Regions from separate parts of the Homo sapiens genome. Here region 2 is linked to region 1. Evidence: chromatin contacts called from ENCODE Hi-C or POLR2A ChIA-PET data. All regions are on one chromosome and are shown on one strand. The core of a region is the stretch at or near the end of the contact, and the rest is flanking DNA. Distances in the headings are between cores, read along the strand shown.

The links. Hi-C counts contacts between places; a loop is a spot of excess contacts on that map. ChIA-PET counts read pairs that join two places held with the same protein, here RNA polymerase II (POLR2A). Pooled maps may share reads with other maps.
Region 2: a pooled map shows a loop between it and region 1 (2.7-fold over the local background). The contact joins two enhancer-like sites. A Hi-C loop is called at or near these places in 3 of 50 pooled maps. POLR2A ChIA-PET finds 5 or more read pairs at or near these places in 2 of 52 experiments (HEK293 and Panc1).

The regions. Positions count from the first base shown.
Region 1 is chr9:132,007,904-132,011,593 of GRCh38, reverse strand. The region is part of intron 3 of MED27 (mediator complex subunit 27); the gene reads left to right. Among named protein-coding and RNA genes, the nearest start is that of MED27, 70 kb to the left of the region's middle. Within about 2 kb of position 1,998, at least 2 of the 41 ENCODE cell types and tissues checked have a DNase peak (open chromatin) inside an H3K27ac peak, as active enhancers do.
Region 2 is chr9:131,837,372-131,840,748 of GRCh38, reverse strand. No RefSeq gene overlaps it. Among named protein-coding and RNA genes, the nearest start is that of RAPGEF1, 99 kb to the right of the region's middle. RefSeq lists an enhancer at 2,551-3,089. Within about 2 kb of position 1,433, at least 3 of the 41 ENCODE cell types and tissues checked have a DNase peak (open chromatin) inside an H3K27ac peak, as active enhancers do.

The sequences.
Region 1 (3,690 bases), core at 749-3,248:
CTGAGCTCAAATGATCCTCTCACCTTGACCTTTGAAAGTGCTGGGATTATAGATGTGAGCCACTGCGTCCCGCCCCATTGCACTTCCACTGAGCACCTACTATGTGCCACTCATTATGTTTGATGTTGGCTAGAAATGCAACATGGCTGCCTGTCTAAAAAGTTTTGTTTTTCTTTTTTAAGCTAGGAAATAGAACAATAATAGTATATACATAATGTAGATTTTGAAAAGGTAACAAAAACATTAAAAAATAATGTTTTTGTTATCTGAAAAAGTTATTAAGATTAGGATGGATATTGTTCTAGACTTTTTCTGTGCATATGTCATATATAGTTTTTAAAAGCAATAGTTTTTTTAAAGCAATAAATAGGTTTTAAAAGCAAAATAATCTCCAAAAAGGAGTATATTATAGTATTGTTCTATTTCATATCTCAACCTTTTATTGAATATAGTTGTGACATTTAAGGGAGCATAATTTGATCTATGGACTATTCAAATTTGCATATCAATATCCATCTTTTGGTTGTATTCTATAGAAGACTCCTTATTACAAAATTTTTTTATTATACTTTAAGTTCTAGGGTACATGTGCACAACCTGCAGGTTTGTTACATATGTATACATGTGCCATGTTGGTGTGCTGCACCCATTAACTCGTCATTTACATTAGGTATATCTCCTAATGCTATCCCTCCCCCCTTCGCCCACCCCACAACAGGACCCGGTGTGTGATGTTCCCCCTCCTGTGTCCAAGTGTTCTCATTGTTCAATTCCCACTTACGAGTGACAACATGTGGTGTTTGGTTTTTTGTCCTTCTGATAGTTTGCTGAGAATGATGGTTTCCAGCTTCATCCATGTCCCTACAAAGGACATGAACTCATCATTTTTTATGGCTGCATAGTATTCCGTGGTGTATATGTGCCACATTTTCTTAATCCAGTCTATCATTGATGGACATTTAGGTTGGTTCCAAGTCTTTGCTATTGTGAATAGTGCCACAATAAACATATGTTTGCATGTGTCTTTATAGCAGCATGACTTATAATCCTTTGGGTATATACCCAGCAATGGGATGGCTGGGTCAAATGGTATTTCTAGTTCTAGATCCCTGAGGAATCACCACGCTGTCTTCCACAATGGTTGAACTAGTTTACAGTCCCACCAACAGTGTAAAAGTGTTCCTATTTCTCCACATCCTCTCCAGCACCTGTTGTTTCCTGACTTTTTAATGATTGCCATTCTAACTGGTGTGAGATGGTATGTCATTGTGGTTTTGATTTGCATTTCTCTGATGGCCAGTGATGATGAGCATTTTTTCATGTGTCTGTTGGCTGCGTAAATGTCTTCTTTTGAGAAGTGTCTGTTCATATCCTTCACCCACTTAAATGTTAGACCTAAAACCATAAAAACCCTAGAAGAAAACCTAGGCAATACCATTCAGGACATAGGCATGGGCAAGGACTTCATGTCTAAAACACCAGAAGCAATGGCAACAAAGCCAAAATTGACAAATGGGATCTAATTAAACTAAAGAGCTTCTGCACAGCAAAAGAAACTACCATCAGAGTGAACAGGCAACCTACAGAATGGGAGAAAATTTTTGCAATCTACTCATCTGACAAAGGGCTAATATCCAGAATCTACAAAGAACTCAAACAAATTTACAAGAAAAAACAACCCCATCAACAAAATTTTTATTATAAGCACAACATAACTATAAACTAACTTTTTGTCATTAAGAAAATCCTTTCAACCCCCTTATAAAACACCGAAATCCTCCAAGGTTGCTATGTTAATTATCTATTGCTTCATAACAGATTGCTCTAAAACTTAGTGCTTTAACAGCCATGAACATTATCTCTCACAGTTTCTGTGGATTAGGAATCCAGGAGTGGCTCGTTTGGGTGGTTCTGGCTCAGAGCCTCTTGTAAGGCTGCAGTCACCTGAGGTTTGGCTGGGATTAGGAGCTCCACTTGCAAGGTGGCTCACTCACATGGCAGGCAAGTTGGTGCTGGCCGTTGGCAGGAGATCTCGGTTCCTCTCCACCTAGGCCTCTCCGCAGGCTGCTTGAATATCCTCATGACATGGCTTCTGGCTCCTCCAGAGCCAGCAATCTAGGAGAATGAGAGCCAGGCAGCAGCCATCCTTTTTATGACCTAATCTCAGAAGACACACAGCGTCAGTTCTACCCCATTCTGTTCATTTGCAATGAGTCACGAAGTTTGACTGGCATGCAAGGGGAGGGGATGAGGCTCTCCCTTTTGAAGAAAGACGTGTCAAAGAATTTGTGGACATATTTATTTTAAAACCATCACATCGCACACAGGAACAATGGCTGAGCCTGTAAACCCCATTCACTTATTTATTCAGTAAATATTTACTCAGGGCCTACAAATGCTTGGTTCTATGCACTGTGCTGGGGATTCGGAGATGAATAAGATATAATCTTGGTTTTTGGGAAGTTCTGAGTAGAGATAGGAGCAAACAAGGAGCAGAGCATCATAGCAACATGGACCAAGTTGACTGACATGACCTTCTTCCAGTGCCTGAGAAGGCCACGGGCAGAGTGGGGAGGGAGGTCCACTTGGGGAAGCCCAGCCGCCCTTCACCAGATTTATCTGCTGCTGGCTGTGAAGGATGGGGGCCTTATTTCATTGAGAATGCTAGATGCTTTCTTGCATAGGCTTACAGGATTCTAAGGAAAGGTTTTGTTTTTAAACGGTGGAGGAAAGCAGTGAAGGGCTAGCGTCTGGGTTCCTCACACACCTTTCTCTGCAACCCTGTGCGTATTAGTGCAGTGATGGGTAGGTTTCTGCGTGGCTTGTGTTAGCAGTTGGATGGCACTAAGGCTGCTACAGCAAAACTACTAGTTCTGCCCAACTGTGCAGAGAGCACAGGCGTGGCAGGAATGCAGGAGCTGTGTACGATGTGTTTGTTTTTAAAATGCAGGGCTCTAACGGTAGTCTCTGAAGACTCAGATTCCTCCCTGAGCTCCCATAGGATGAGTGATTCATGGGATTAATGATTCATATCTTTCTCCCCCTCCAAAGAAGCTTGATAGAAGATAAAGATCTTGTTCATGATGAAAGATATTTTATCACTTGTTAGCGTTCAGAGGGCACTGATGAAGTGACCTCACTTCTAGGATTTCCAAATGCTCAAATTAAGGTTTTTGCACAAGGGGTGCTATCGTTTCCGTAAAGAGGCTGAGAGGCTGTGTCCACTGTTGCTGTGCAAACATTGTTGGGCTTCTGAGCCTCATAGGATTGGGATCAGCCTGGAGAGTGGCTATATCTTATTTAATTGATCTATGAGTTATATATTGAGATATCTATGTATTTATTGAGAGATGTAGCTGTGTTTACCTGTGTTCTATCTTAGATAGCAGCCTCGATTTTCTAATGCAGTGTTGTGTGCTTTTGTGTTAACATGGAATATTGCTTTCAATCAGTATGGCCAGGCTGAATGGCCTAGCACTCCTCTGAGTTTCAACAACTTGGCCTGATGAAATGCCAGCTTTCAGTAACAGCAGAGGTGACTGTGTTCATATCCAGCAAACCGAGATCTTATTTAGGTTTGAGGGAAAACAAATAGTTTTTCAGAAAGCTTACATTGAAAACTATTACCTCCATGCCCTGGAAGTTGTGGGGACAGGCAGTTTCTCTTGCATTATATTATCTTCCATGAAA
Region 2 (3,377 bases), core at 184-2,683, 170 kb after region 1:
GTTTGCTGAGACCCTCTCAGGGAAGCACCGGCAGGGAGGCTGACACCATAAAAGGGCGAAACCCACAAGGGATGATCCTACAATGGGACCCCAAAGGCAATTTCCTGCCTCTCCAGCTAGCCCACTGCTTATTATGGGGTGTGCGTGGTTATGGTGCTGAGAGGAAACACCCCGGGATGAGGCGGTATCACATAAAACATTATCCAACTTGGCCTGGTGGCCTGGCCTGCGGTGAGCTCAGTAAATGGGGAGGAAAAGGGTGGCTGTGGTGGTTGCCTGGGGTCCCAGCTTACCCTGCTGGAGGCAGTCCTGGCCCTTCCTTTCCCCTTCCTCTCCTCCCCTTCCCGCCACCTCTACCCTTAGCAGCCAGGGCGGGGCCTGTGCCTGGCTCAGCCAATCAAATGCTTCCTTCTGGTTTCGAATTTTGGGCAAATGGAGATCATTGAGAGTGCACATTTAGCTTGGCTCTGGGCTGTGGTTCCAGCTGCCCCACTGGCTGTGGCTTCCACCATTCCCTGCCTCCCCGTGGATTCCAATAGCTTCAGCTCTCCCTCCAGTTCCTCTGCTGTGTAAGACGCCAGAGCCAGTTTAGGCTGTTGCAGCCCAACGTCCTGGCTGTCTGAAAGCAAAAGGGGCACATTGGGGGCCAGCGCCCCCAGCAGGACACTGGACACACGCCTGGGGGACATACATAGCTGCCCGAGGTAGTGAGGTCCCCATCAAGAGAAGCAAACAAGCACAGGCTGGAAGCCTCCTTGACAGGAATGATACCTTGACTTAGTGCAGATGCAACAAGCCTGTTAGAGAAAAATGAGCTGCTGCTGCTGCTGCTGCTGTTTTTGTTGTTGTTACAATTGGTCACAGCTATGACGATGATTCAGCCTAAACCGCAGCACCCGCCCAGCCCCATCTTTGGTTTCCAGGCTGAGACTGAGTGTCCCTCAGGTGGAAAGAGAAGGCTGAGTCTGTTCCTGGAAGAATCTTCGTCATTTCTGTGGGACAAGTCTCCCCATGAGTTCAGGGTTGGCTCTATCCTGAACCCACCATAGGGGCCCAGCTTTCAAAATGTGTGGGTGGTTTTGTTTTCAAAGAGAGAGAAGGCGGTGGGCAGGAAGCACCATCCCAGATCTGCTGTCACCACCAGATAATCTGTTGTCATAAACCCCAGAACTTTCCATGAGGCTGCTCAAATGTGCTCGGCCTTCCCAGGCCGGTGTTACGGCCAGGCCGCCTCCTGCTTGCAGCTGGTGAGGACGGACAGGGCATGCTGTGGCCTCTGTGAGGTCGCAGGCCCAGGCGTGTGAAGGAAGAGAAGACACAGGGTCCCCATGACCTCCAGAGAGGCCTCCTCGCCCTGTCCTGGCCAGGCCTGCCCCGGAAGCACCCCTTGCGGGCAGTTAGAGCAGCGACGTCCCCGAGCGGCACCTGGTTTCCTCTCCAAGCTCAGCTGCAGCTGGGGTGGCGGCAGGACCTCGGCTGGGTCCTCACCAGCCCTGGGCCTCCCTGGCAAAGTGGGCTGTGGACGCTGGGCAGGCCAGACCCCAGACTCCTGGCTCCCTCACCCAGGCCTGGGAGTGGTTCTCAGTTTGCTCAGTGCCCCCCAGCCCCACCTGAGATCAGGTCCTTATGGCCTGGAGCCAGGGGATCTGCAGCTCCCCTCCCCTCTCCCTGCCCTCTCGAAGCCCACGGCAGAAGCACCCCCTGGGTCGGACCATGCCAGGGTGCCCTCTGGATCGGACCAGGTTCCAGCTCCTCAGACAGCGGGAGACGCCTGCTCACCTCTCCCCAGCCCCCTCTCCCTCTCCACACCCTGTCCCCTCCCTGGGAAGGCTGCACCCCTCTGTTCCCAGCCACTCACTCCCTCGAGGCCCGCTCAGTCCTCCCTGCAGTGGCCTCCCTGCCTGGGGGCTTCACTGACGGCAGCAAACGTTGCTCAGGCTCGGTGGGTGGCGCTGTGTGTTCAGCCCGGGGCCTCCGGCGTGCTGGTGTCAGCCAGCGTGGGACCTGCTCAAGGTAAGCCCTCAGGCAGTGGTGCTGAACGACTGAATGAATGAATGAATTCTGGCCTAGAAGGTGGGACGGGCATGGAGCTGCACAGCAGTGCTCCCAGGAAGACGCTAATATGGGAGGGGCTCTGGAAGGCTGAGCAGGGGCATCTGCTGAGAGCAGAACCAGAGGCTGAGGAGTGGGGAAGGGTCAGGCCGGGAGAGAGGGTGAGGTGGGCGGGGCTGAGGCCACCCGCGGATCCTTGGGGGAGCTTGGAAAAGGGGCCGTGGCTGCCCCCTCAGGACGAGCTGGGCCCCTTGGGGATGGGGGTCCGCCTGACGCCCCCCCCCCCCGCCCCAGGTCCAGCCCCGGAAGCCTGTCATCTGCACGGTGAGCTCTGATGACTGAGTCTCACTTTCCAAAGAGGCTTCCTCACCACAAGGCTCTCCTGTCCTCCCTGAAGGGACCTCTGTAGCCAGGTGTTGGCAGCGTCACCCCACGCGTCACTCAGGGCAGCTCGTAAGCCAGCAGTCCACGAATAAAACAGCGACCACCAGGAACCCTATTTATGGTCCTGATAAGTCCAGAGCCAGGCGCTGACCCAGGGCCTGCCTTGCTCCTCCCATTCCATCTGCACAGCAGCCCTGCATGGGGACGGGACTGCCGTGAGCCCACTTCCCAGAGGAGGAAACGGAGATGTCCAGGGGCAAACTCGAGTCACACTGCTGAGAAGTGAGGTCCCACGCCCTTCGAAGCAACACGGAGTGTTTAGAGAAGCTCAGGACAGTGATTGATCTAAGGTGAGGGTGGGGGATGGCAGGAGCAGAGGGGACACCCAGAGCTGAGAACAGAGCAGAGGGCTGTGTGTTTTGGGGGAGACAGCAGGAGCTGGGAACAGAGCAGAGACTTGTACATTCTGGGGGTGTCCAGGGCTTGCTTGGGAATCTTTCTCCCAGAAAAAGCTGACAGACACTCAAGATGTGCAGGCTGTTCCCGGGCTAACAGTCCGCAAGCCCAGGCACAGACTGGCAAGGTCACGATCAGCCCCAGCCCAGGCTCCCCTGGCCGGGCCAGGAAGGCAGGAGGGCAATAGAGACATGGAGCCCAGGCCCCCGCTCCCGTCCCTTCCCCAGACCCCACATGTCACGAGCAGTCTGGCTCCTTGTACTCTCCAGAATCCCTTGCCTGTCTCCAGCCCTCGGTTGTAACTCCAGAGAGGGCTGCTGCCATGTTTCACCTGAGCACCCCTGCCCTGCCTCCCAGTGGCCACTCGAGTCCCACTGCCTCTTCCCGCCATCAGCCTGCAGCAGCCACAATGCAGACAGGGGCACCGCCCAGCCTGACCTGGTCTCCGTCCTGCCAATCCCTGCCCCTGCCCCTGCTCCTGGCTA